2 separate regions of the Homo sapiens genome follow, and region 2 is linked to region 1. Evidence: read pairs that join two places in POLR2A ChIA-PET (ENCODE). Cell type or tissue: Panc1. All regions are shown on one strand. Links, peaks and the distances in the headings refer to the core of each region. The heading gives the core; the rest is flanking DNA.

Region 1 (6,162 bases), core at 428-5,427:
TATTCTTTTTATGTAAACACATCTGTTAGGTTGGTGCAAGAGTAATTATGGTTTTTGCCATTAAAAGTAATAGCTAAAATCGCAATTGAACTCTTGCCATTAAAAGTAATGGCTAAAATCGCAATTGAACTCTTGCACCAACCTAATATCAAATTTAACATTGGTGCAATATTTAATCTGAACTACAGTCCGTATTCCAGTTTTGCCAGTTGTATCAATAATGGCCTTCTAAAGCATTTTGTTGTTCTCCAGTACAGAACCTCATACTGCATTTAGTTGTCATGACTTTAGTCTCCTTTAATCTGGAACAGTTCTCCAGCTTTTCTTTGTCTTTCATGACATTGACATTTTTGAACAACACAGTCCAGTTCCTTTATACAGTTTTCTTCAGCATGGGTTTATCTGGTGTTTCTTCATGATTAGATTTGGATTATGCATCTCTGGTCAAATCCTACATAAGAGTTCTTCTCTGGGGCCACATCTGGACACATGTGGTGTCGACCTGCCCCTCAGTGGTGATGTAAATTTTGATCACCCAGTCAAGGTATTGTCTGGTTTCTCCACTATACAGTCACTATTTTCCCCTTGTAACTAATTAGCAATCTGAAGGTAACACCTTAAGATCATGTAAATATCCTTCTCCTTATCACACTTTACCTCCATAGATTTAGCATCCATTGACAATCCTTGCCTGAGCTGATCTTTACTATGATGGTTGCAAAATGGTGACTTCTCAGTTCCACCAACCCCTCCACATTTAATAGTTGCCATTCAGTGTACTTATGTAAGGAAGAGTCCTGCTCCTCTTTCTTCCTCCCTCTCTCCCTTCCTACTGTCTATCCATCCATCCGTCCGTCCGTTATCCATCTTTCCATTGTCAGTTTGGATTTATGGGTTCCTCTTTTGTTCAGGAGGCTATAATTTATAACTGTCCTTATTTATCTTGATGCTCAAGTTGTCCAAGATACAGTGCTTTGGGAATCTTTGTGTTGTTCAATTACTGGAATTTTTTCCCCAGTCTGTAAGAATACACTAAGATGGTTTGTATTTTCATTTGTCCTTGACGGCCCAGTGGAAACATTTACTGTTTTGTTTTTTAAGTTTACTAAATGACATCTAACACTTGCAGTTGGCAGTCATGCCATACCATTGATAATTATTAAACGTCTGCTAATTCTCTTTATGTTTAAACAATTTTTTTTTTTTAACAATTTCTGCTGTGTGATCTCCATAAGCACCTAAAACTAGTATTGGTTGAAGTCCTTTGCAGGCTGACTAATGCCTTCTTCCTTTAATAGTGCTTTGTTTTCAAGTAATTGGCTAAGCACTGAGTAAAATCAGAGACTTGGCCAGAATACGACTGCATGGCACCTCCCTCTTGAGGTGACATACTAATCTTGAGGGACATAGTCCTTAGAGGTTACATGTGGGCATTGACAGTCACTTCCACTCTGCATCTCTGGTGTCTCTGAGCTCTCCTTGTCTGCTTTTCAGATCTTCTTGAGTTCTGCTAAAGTAAGTTAGGGGTTTGGAAGTAGGTCAGAACCCCTGATGTCTGTGCACAGAGTCACAGAGCAGCTGTGTGGGAAGCATGATGTCATCGCAACAGATGGGAATGGTCACAAGCGCTTGGAGGAGGCTTTCTGCGTTCTCTCCTCAATCATCTTACTCCTGTCAGTGAAGAGAGTGGAAACTTCAGTTGGGGCTTGATGATGGGAACGGGGATTAGTTTCCCCAGGGAACCTTTACTTCCGTTGTATTTTAAGACCCACTGGATGTAGCATCAATGGGAAACAGTCTTCTTTGGTCCCTGGGGGAAATCCCGGGGTTGGTTTCATTTGAGCCTGTGGGATCAGATTTCTGTCTATTCATTCTAGCTAGTGTGGAGAATATATTACTTCTAACATAGTTTAAGGGTAGGGTAGATGAGCATTATGAATTATGGGTTGTGGTTTTTCCAGCTCATGATGTATAGCATACAGTGGAATGTATAGATATTTTATGGGAAATATTACCTTTCAGGTCACTTTGGAACTTCTTGGGTGAAGCACTACTGTACATATCAACGGGATTCCAAACAAATCACCATGGTACCATTTGACCAAAAGTCAGGAGGAAAAGGGGTGAGTTCATTTTTAAAATTTGATGTTTGATTTGCTTGGCTAACATATAATGATTATAATGCATGTATAAAGTAACACCTCCAGTGTTATATTTATGTTTCATCATAAATTTAAAATTAATAATTTAAAAAATTTTTATATAGTAGTTCAGGAAGCCTAAGAGGCTGAAGAATCGCTAAAATAAGATGATTACTCTTAGCTCTAACTTACGTTAGGAACTGCAGTTAAGAAATATTTTTGTATTTCACATATATACAATATCAAGCGTATCAAATATTTTTATATGCTGAAAATTATTGAATAACCTCATCCTGTGAAACTGATTCAGTCCCACTCCCACTTGATACCTGGAGAGCTGCCAGTGGCAACATAGATGTCCTGGTTACCTATTGCTGTGTAACAAGTCACCCCAAAACTTAGCAACATTTAAAACAACAGCAATCATTTTAGTATTTCTCATTGTTTCTGTGGGTCACGAATTCAGGGGGCATTTGGATGGGTGGTTCAGGCTTGAGGTTTCTCATAAAGTACTAAGCAGACAGTAGCTAGAGCTAGAACAAGGAGGGTCTGAAGCAGCTCAAGCTGGCCAGATACAGCTGTCATCCTCTCTCCTGTATCCTTTTCTTCCCTTTTCCCTCTTTCTCTGCATACTCCCAGGGCCTCGCCATTTGGTCTCTCTGTATTAGCAAGTTTGGGCTTCCTCACAGCATGGTGGCCTCAGGGCAGCAAAAGGTTTTAGGAGTGAATGTTCTAGAAACTAAAGTAGACACTGCATTGCCTTTTCATGACTTAATCTCAGAAGTCATAGAGCCTTACTTTTACCTTATCTATTGGTTAAAATGGTCACAATAGCCCTCTCAGTTTCAGTGGGGGAGGAGGTAGACCCTGCCTCTCCATGGGAGGGGCATCAAAGTCTCATTGTAGGAAAAGCACGTGGCATAGAAGGTGATATGTAGCTATCTTTGGAAGAGACAGTTGGGCACATATGGCTCCCTGGTGTCCCCGCCATTGGGCAGCTCCTTGAATGCTCCTAGTTCTTCCCTCCTCCTGGCTGTTGCCTCTCGCCTCCTGCCTGCTTGTGAGTCTCCTCTGAGTGTTCCCACAGCAGGCCACATGCATTTCTATGGAGGTGACCTGTCTTTTCTCTTTGCTCCTATGCTTTATTTTCTTCCTTTGATATTCTACATTTCATTATGATAGCCCTAGCTTTGATTTTTTTCTTTTTTAATCTATTGCTTGGGAGGTTTTGGTTTTCCAGGATTTGAGATTTGGTCTCTTCCAATAACTCTGGAAAATTCTCACCAATTATCCCTTTGAGTTTCGCCTCCTTCCCATTCTATTGTCTCCCTCTGGAGATATTTAAATGTTTTTAATACAAATATTTACATGTTTTATCTGTTTGAGTCTCTGGACTGTATTCTGAATAATTTCTCTTACTCTGTCTTCAGCTTAAATAGTTTTTCATTTGTGTCTAACCTGTCGATAAACTAGTCCTCTACAAGCATTCCACTTCGGTCCTCTCTGCAGTACATTTTTATGCAACATGTTGAGTTTGCGTGTGTGTGGGCATTATAGAGTAGGGGTTAAAAGCGCTGGCTTTGCTCTCAGTCTGCCTGGGCCAGTGCTGTTAGGTGCTGTTGTCATTACTGTTAGGTACTCAGCCATGTTGTGCTCCTTGTTCTCTTCCACTTCCAGTTTTTCTTCCTGGCTTTCTTTTACTTAAGCCATGATAGAGAAGTTTATCAGCATCTCTGTTCCTTCCCTGAATCAAAGCAATAACAAAGCCCTTTTTATGTTTCTTGGCAGGGGCAGGATTGATTTATAAATAATCTCAGGAAAACAGACATTAAAATGTCATAACAGAGAAATTACATTTAGGAGGAATATTAAAAACCTACATTATTAGGTGTCCCCTAGTTTTCATGAAATGGAAACAGAGTTGTGCCTGCTTTCCTTGGATTGAGCCTTAGTCCCTTCCCAATTCTTAGTCCTTCTAGAAATCAGCTTCACCAAATTGTTCTCTCACACAGTCTGTTTTTGGGCCTTTTATCTTGGGCTTTCTCAGACTTTTAATGAAGAACTCTTTTGTATTTTCTCTATTCCTTTCTTATCACACTTGAAAGTGAAGGGTAGAAACCAATTATAGTGGATGTTTGGTTCTCCAGAGACTTCAGAGAGTTACTAGAAAGCATGTCATTGGGTAGTGAAGAGGTTTATGTGAATTAGTATATAAAAATTTTTTGGAACAAATCCTGACACATAATGGGTGCTATATTAGGACCTTGATATTATAAGAGTTAATTTTCCTAGTAATTCCTTACATTTAAATTATGTTTTATATTTTTCTGCAACCTTTTATTTATATTACCCTGTTTGATCCAGTTTTCCTCCTTTTACAAAGGAGGACATTGAGGTTAGGAGAGAGTATGATTTCTAAGGTCATTTAACAAGTTACAGAGCTGGTGCTCAAACGCTCTTTCCACAGTCTGAATCTCCTGATTCTGAACTCATTATACTTCCCATGACGTCACTATTTCCTCAGCTTTAGGGTGAAGGAAATATGAGGACTGGCTGTCTAGAGGTGATGTCTTCTCGATTGTGTAGAGGAATCATGTGATGTTGTTGTATATATTTTTTAAAAATAGAGACCGAGGCCGGATGTGGTGGCTCACGCCTGTTAATCCCAGCACTTGGGAGGCTGAGGCAGGTGGATCACCTGAGGTCAGGAGTTCAAGACCAGCCTGGGCAACATGGTGAAACCCCATCTCTAATGAAAATACAAAAATTAGCCGGGTGCAGTGGCGCATGCCTGTAATCCCAGCTATTTGGGAGGCTGAGGCAGGAGAATCGCTTGAGCCTGGGAGGTGGAGGTTACAGTGACCCAAGATGGCGCCATTGCATTCCAGCCTGGGCGACAGTGCGAGACTCCATCTCAAAAAAAGAAAAAAAGAAGAAATAGAGATGAGTCTCACTATGTTGCCCAGGCTGGCCTCAAACTCCTGGTCACCTTGGCCTCCAAAGTACTGGGATTACCAGTGTTTTCTACTATGCTTGGCCTGCATACATGTTTGAACAGAGCTCTCCTAGGAGCTAGAGGTAGATAGAACATAGATAAATAGATAACATAAATATCTTTTAACCTAGATAATTGGGTGTTTTCTTTTCCTAACATGCTCTTTCTCCACCTGTTAGGTTCCCTCACTGTCCTTTTCATTTGGATTATTTTCCTTTAAAAGTACCCACTGTTCTCATAGCTTCAGATCTGGAGTTGTGAGCAGATTTGCCACATCCTCCTGGAGACCAGACCCTGTGTGTGACGGAAGAATTTCCCTGCATCCTACACTCTGACCTGAGGCACCTCTGCAGATCTGGAGCAGCCCAAAACCGATCCTATCCCTTCTTTTGATTGAAACCCTTCTTTATTTTCCTGCTGCTCTCAGGATACAAACGAGAATCCTACATGGTCTTGCCTCTGTCACTCCTCAAAGTCTTCTTCTTTCTACTTTCCCTCACTCTGGGCTTCTAGCCACACCAGCTGCCCTGCTGTTTCTCCAAGCCTATGTGGACCCTGACCCCAGGGCCTGTCCACCTGCTCCATTCCCTCCTCCTTATTTTATTTCCTATGAATTCTTTCAGTTTCAGCTCAAGAAAGCTTTTCCTAACCTTCCTGACCAGGTCAGATCTCCTTAACTTTGGCTTTTTAAAAACAGAATTTTTCATGGTTATAACTTTTCATTTACTTGTTTAAGTGATATCCACGTCCCCCACTTTTTAAAGCAATCAATAGTTGAACAGACCATCTTTATAGATTTTTGCTGATATGGTATGGTCATCCTTGGAACAGAATATTAATCTTCCTCCTCTTTCTGCATGTATTTGGTGATCCTTTATATATCCCTATTCCCTCCCATTTCTCTGGGACACCTCATGTAATCTTTCAAAGTGGAAGCTGGTCCATAGCCATTAAATCAGATTTATAGTTAGACATCAGCAAAGTCAGAATCTCTTATGTTTGGGTGTTTGCACTCAGATATTTTAC
Region 2 (6,162 bases), core at 635-5,634, 120 kb before region 1:
GGGAGGGGAGCAATGCACTCCTTAGGCTTGGGTGCAGGTGTCTGGGGCAGGAGGCTGTGTGCCAGGGAATACAGTCTGCTGAAAATCTGTTTTACTCAGTGGGATCACAATTTGAATATTCAAATAAACACTGATAAGTTATAGAGTGGAATGCAGAATTCATGGCTTTTTTTTGAGATGGAGTCTCTCTCTGTTGCCCAGGCTGGAGTGCAGTGGTATTATCTTGGCTCACTGCAACCTCCGCCTCCCGGGTTCAAGTGATTCTCCTGCCTCAGCCTCCTGAGTAGCTGGGACTACAGGTGCGTGCCACCATGCCCGGCTAATTTTTTGTATTTTTTTTTAGTAGAGATGGGGTTTCACCGTGTTACTCAGGATGGTCTCAATCTCCTGACTTCGTGATCTGCCCGCCTTGGCCTCCCAGAGTGCTGGGATTACAGGCATGAGCCACTGCGCCTGGCCGATTCATGGTGTTTTTGAGAGTAGATGATCAGGTGTGGATGAAGAGAACACATAGTCAGCAGCATAGTGCCTGAGGAAGGGATGACAGAGGAGTTAGGGGCATCTCCAGAGTTTCCTTCTTAGGCCTTGGGAGGATGGCTGAACTGCATACAGGAGAGGAATCGTGGTGTGTGATGGGGGATACAGAGTGAAGTAAGGTTTGTCCTTGCTGAGTTCCTGCAGGGCATGCAGGTGGAGACACCCACAAGGCTGTGGGAAGCACAAGTCTGGAACTCTGGAGGAAGATGAGGGCTACAGGTATAGGTTTGGCTCTCTCCAGGTGGTATTTGAGGCCCTGGGAGTGACTGAATCTATAAGAGTGAGACCCACGCAGGGGTCCTTAGCCTCTGCTGTCCATTGAAATCACCTGAGGAGCTCAGGACTCACCTTCAGAGATTCTGATATAATTTGGCTGGGTTGCAGTCTGGGCATGGGACATTTTAAAAACTCCCCAGGTGATTCTAATGTGCAGCAAGGGTGAAGAACGCCTGGCATGGAGTGAGAGAAGAGAGTGGAAGCTGAAACCATAGGGAGCATCCACATTTAGCAGGTGGGTAGCAGAGAGTTGGAGAGGCTTTGATGACTTGATGTTTCATCCTGGCCAGTTTAGGTGAGGACTGTTTGGAGGCCTTTGGATTTGACCTTTGGAGATGAAACTGGAGAAAACAGCATAAGTGCAAGGGAGGATAATAAATATCTATTATACCTTACAATATTATTGTGAGGAGCAGCTGAGATAATTGTAGATATTATGCTTAGCAGTGTAAGCAGGCCTGTGGTAAGTGACCTGTTATTGGAATCTGCCTTTAGAGTGTCCTTGTAAGATAGTGGTTCTTAAAAGTGAAGGTGTACAAGAATTCCCCTAACTGCAGATTCTCTGGCTTTACCCAAGGAAATGCTGATGCATGAGCTCTAGGCAGGTCTGGAAACCCGAATTTCCTATACCCCCGCCCCCACTCCCTTCCATCTCACCCCAAGTGATTTGCATGGTGGGAGTCCTTGGACCACACATTAGGTCTAAATAGGTCAGCAGAGATTCTGCATAAATCTGGTCCCCAAATCCTGTTCTTCCTTAATGTGCACAGCTGTGCTCTCCAGCCTCGTGGGCACATCTCAGATATCTGGAGGGTGTTTGCATTACTGCAGGCCTAGGAATGATGCAGGAGGGTTTCAGAAGCGTAAAAGTTCTAGCAGCTTGAGAACATGTCAGCCAGTGTGGCTCCACGCCTGGGATCCAGTTGTTCCGTGAGCTTGGCCTGTGAGCGGGAACCCTTCAGCAGCATTGCCAGCGGATGTGGGGGAGCTCCTGAAAGGAAACTTTTGCTCCTGGGCAATCACAGGGAAACTGTATTCCCACAGTGAGTCTTGGGTGCTCTTGTCAGGGTTAAAGTCATTTGGGGTCAGAGCCTGTAATTATGTTTCACATTTTTTTTTTCTTTAAAAACATTCAGGAAGCATAATGAGCTGGTTGAGCTGTTGCACAGCAAGGGGAACTCAGGATCTGGGGAGAGGAGGAGAGAGACTGGGTGATGGCTCTGGAGCTGAGATGCCTTAAACCCAGAGAGAGCTGATCTCCCCCTTCTACCTGGAGGTGCCCCTGGGCAACTCATTTCTGGCAAATACTGCTGTCTCTGTTCTGATCTCAGCTGGTTCTCACCCTTTTAAAGCAGGGCTGGATGACTGGGCAGACCACAGCTGCTGCTGGTGTGATCCCAGGGTGTCACCACCAGGAAATTAGTGCTGCTTTCACTCTGCTATTTGCTTCTTAAGAAAATCTGTGGGTTGCTCTTCCAAAAATAAGGTTTTCTTGCATTTGTATCTGACTAGTGCACTGAAATGTTTGACACAGACTTTACCGTGGGCGACTTACCCAGCAGATCATCAGCCACACCACCCCTGCTGTGGACAATATGTCATTGTGGAGGCCAGGGCAGGCACTGGAGGCGAGTGCCTCAGCATCCGTAGGCTTCGGCATCCAGATGCTCCTGCTGCATCTGTGTCTGCTGGCCAGGACTTGCCACAATCTGCCGGCCTTCTGACCGAAGCTGCCCAGAGCTCAGTGTGCAAGGTCAGCAGACTACCATGCTGCCAGCTCTGTTTAGAGCAGCAAGATGGGTTTCTCTCTGGAAAGAAAGCCTGTTTCCTCTTACGTAGCCAGCATGCTTGTAATCGGTTCCCCAGCAGGGAAGCTCTGCTCCATTGCATAGGAAATTGGAGTGGAACTGATAGCTTTTGGCCTCTGTGTCTTTTGGGATATAACTTTGGCTTGCTTCTCATCTCCCCCACCTCTCCTGGCCAGCTTAACTTCATACCATACTGCAAGGAAAAGACACAGCCCAGTGGGGCTTGCTTGGGATTTTGTGCTTGAAACCGTACGTAATTTGTACATGAAGATGATCACCAGTTGAAGATAACTTAAATTTTGCTTGTTTTCCTAAGGAGTCTAATCCTTACTGCCCCTAAACTGAGTCTCTTTAAGAAAGACAATTTGTTTTTTGATGGTTAAGCAAGAAACTTGTAAAATGTCAAACTGGAGAAGGATGACTCATATCTCTTAATGTGCCGTCTCAATCAGCCATATTACTGAGCTCCCCAAATGGGCAGCATGGGGGTAGGCGATGGTAGGCAGAGACCATGGACGATGTTTTTTAAAAACAGCTTTTTTGAGATACAATTCACACGACACAATTTACCCATTTGCAGCATACAATTCAATGGCTTTTAGTATATGCACAGGATTTTGCATTCATCTTCACGATTAATATTAGCATATTTTCATCATTCCCCCAAAGCAATCCTGTAGTCCTTAGCTAATATCTGCCATTCTTTCCATCCCTACCTCTCATCCCTAGGCAACCACTTCCTTAGGATTTTTTTTTTTTTTTTTTTTTGAGATGGAGTCTTGCTCTGTTGTCCAGGCTGGAGTGCAGTGGCGCGATCTCGGCTCACTGCAAGCTCCGCCTCCCTCCTGAGTTCATGCCATTCTCTTGCCTCAGCCTCCCAAGTAGCTGGGTCTACAGGCGCCCACCACCATGCCCGGCTAATTTTTTGTATTTTTAGTAGAGACAGGGTTTCACTGTGTTAGCCAGGATGGTGTCGATCTCCTGATCTCGTGATCCGCCCACCTCGGCCTCCCAAAGTGCCGGGATTCCTTAGGATTTTTAACTCATGTCTCCAAGTGTGGCACTCTCCTATCTGCTTCGTCTCTTGATCTTGTGAAGCCACATACCCTTTTCCTTCAGTGCATCCAAACAATTTGCAGCTCCTCAGAATGCTGCAGTTCCAACACCAGGATGTTCCGACCTGGCACTGTTCTTGCTCTTCACACATTCTTGTCCTCTGACAGATTTACTAGTGCAACCTGACTAATGCACACTCACTGCCGAGGGGGCCTTTAGGCCTCTGGTTTCACACTTCTTTTGTCTTGTCTGTCCCTTGGTGTTGATCTTGCTTTAGAGAGAGTAATTGGAACGAGAGCGTGTTATTTCTGCTTGAGAATGGGTACCCCAAATCCAGTAGGTAGATGCATTCCTTCATTTCTACAGAGGAAAAAAATTGCCAGTACTATCCTGATTTGGCTGGTTGCACTTCAGGGTTTCAGCTTTAACCATTTTAGGGACTATTGACAAAAGTAAACTTTTTATATGCTGAAATGGTGATGTTTGGGGGTGTCAGTGGTCTTAACAGGAAAGCCCTTCTTCTTCACTAGCAACCTTGCATTGTTCTAGGAAATTCCAGTCCAAATGTAGAAAGCGTGTTTTCTACCATCTGTATGTTTTCTCTTTCTCTCATTTGCTTTCCTCCCTTCTTTTTCTTTCCCTTCACCTTTCCCCACACACCCCCATCATTTGTTCACTGTGTCTGGCCTTCTACCATCTCTCTCTTGCCTTGCCAAAGGACCAGGGAGGTGACTGATCCCTGGTATTTTTTTTTTTTTTTAAATAGACAGAGTCTTGTCTTGTCACCCAGTGTGGTAGTACAGTCATAGCTCACTGTACCCTCAGACTTCTGGGCACAAGCAATCCTCCCACCTCAGCCTCCCAAGTAGCCAGAACTACTGGCTTTTGCCACTATGCCTGGCTAATTAAAAAACATTTTTTTTTTTTTTTGTAGCGATGGGGGTCTCAGTGTGTTGCCCAGCTGGTCTAGAACTCCTGGCCTCAAGTGATCCTCCTGCCTTGGCCTCCCAAAGTGCTGGGATTACAGGTGTAAGCCATGGTGTTTGGCCCTAATACATTTTTTAAAAAGTTAATTTCTTTAAGAGTTGGGGTCTTCCTTTATCACCCAGGCTGGAATGCAGTGGTGTGATCATAGCTCACTGCAGCCTCGGACTCCTGGACTCAAGTGTTCCTCCCACCTCATTTTCCTGAGTAGCTGGGACTAGAGGAGCATGCTACCATGCTCAGCTAAGTTTAAAAAAGTGTTTTTAGAGATAGGATCTTGCTGTGTTGCTCAGGCTGGTCTCAAATTCCTGGCCTCAAATGATCTTCCCACCTTAGCCTCCTGAGTAGCTGGGATTCATCCCTGATATCTCAGTTATGGAGAAAACAAAGCCTTTGGTAAATGGAAATGACGTGAAACAGATTTCTGGAGTTCTAGAATTTTTTTTTTTTTTTTTTTTTTTTTGAGATGGAGTCTTGCTCTATGCAGTGGCATGATCTTGGCTCACTGCAACCTCCGCCTCCCGGGCTGAAGCAATTCTCCTGCCTCAGCCTCCCGAGTAGCTGGGATTATAGGCACATGCTACCACAGCCGGCTAATTTTTGTATTTTTAGTAGAGACGGGGTTTCACCATGTTGGCCAGGCTGGTCTTGAACTCCTGACCTCGTGATCTGCCCGCCTTGGCCTCCCAAAGTGCTGAGATTACAGGCATGAGCCACTGCGTCCGGCTTGGATTTCTATAATTATAGCTAAAATGACTCTCAGCTTTGAGGTGACTAAGACATTCTGGTTCTAGAGAACTCTTAGTCGGACTGTGAGTGGTCTCATCTAGGTGAACAGCACTGTCTAGGGCTCCCTTTCCTGTTATACTTCCTGTGTTACATTTCAGAGTGAGAGGATGTGCTCAGAACCAGGGTGGGCACAGAACTTCTGGCTCACTGCTTAGCCGTTCTGATGGGTAACATTTAGTGGCTTATTTTCTACCTCTCTAATGGGACCTGATGACAGTGTCAAGTGTCTCATTTTTATCATTGGGGTGGGAGAGTGCCATTAAAATGGTCTTTAACAAAGTAGGTCAATAATTTATATTTCAAGAAGGGAAATTTGGGGACATGGAATGAGAGCATGTTATTTGGGTTAGTTGAACAGCTCCAGAAATAATTACGTATTTTTAATGCCTATTAGGGACCTAGAAACCTATTTGGGGAGGTCAGGAAACTGGGTATGAGATCTGAGTCTTTGCAGGTGCTCGATCTAGAATCTCCAGGGAGAATGTATTTTGGACATAAACAATGAGACGTGGATAAGATGGATGGCTTACATCTCCCTCCCTTGGACAGCCAAGCCCACAGCTGACAAAGCCACTGACAAAGCCAGCAACACCAAAGGAGCAGGCTGACCCTTCTGCCTTCTCCTGACTTTCTGTCTACATAGGTTAGTCATTAAAAGGAAAAAAAGCAATCCAAAAACCTGTATTTTTTCTTAGATAACATGATTATATAG

The links. ChIA-PET counts read pairs that join two places held together with the same protein. Peaks named below come from ENCODE experiments on the same cell type or tissue, not always from the same donor. Only the 100,000 strongest peaks of a DNase experiment are listed, where the experiment ranks them.
Region 2: POLR2A ChIA-PET joins it to region 1 with 11 read pairs; 5 of 35 experiments call an interaction of 5 or more read pairs at or near these places.

Annotation. Positions count from the first base shown.
Region 1 is chr5:142,905,682-142,911,843 of GRCh38, forward strand. It overlaps ARHGAP26 (Rho GTPase activating protein 26), which reads left to right. Exons shown (of 23, transcript NM_001135608.3): 9 at 2,023-2,123. Among named protein-coding and RNA genes, the nearest start is that of ARHGAP26-AS1, 40 kb to the left of the region's middle. In Panc1, for the core only: no CTCF peak of the experiment used is centred there; no DNase peak of the experiment used is centred there.
Region 2 is chr5:142,781,556-142,787,717 of GRCh38, forward strand. All of the region lies in intron 1 of ARHGAP26 (Rho GTPase activating protein 26), which reads left to right. Among named protein-coding and RNA genes, the nearest start is that of ARHGAP26, 14 kb to the left of the region's middle. In Panc1, for the core only: no CTCF peak of the experiment used is centred there; no DNase peak of the experiment used is centred there; H3K27ac peaks cover 1,771 bases.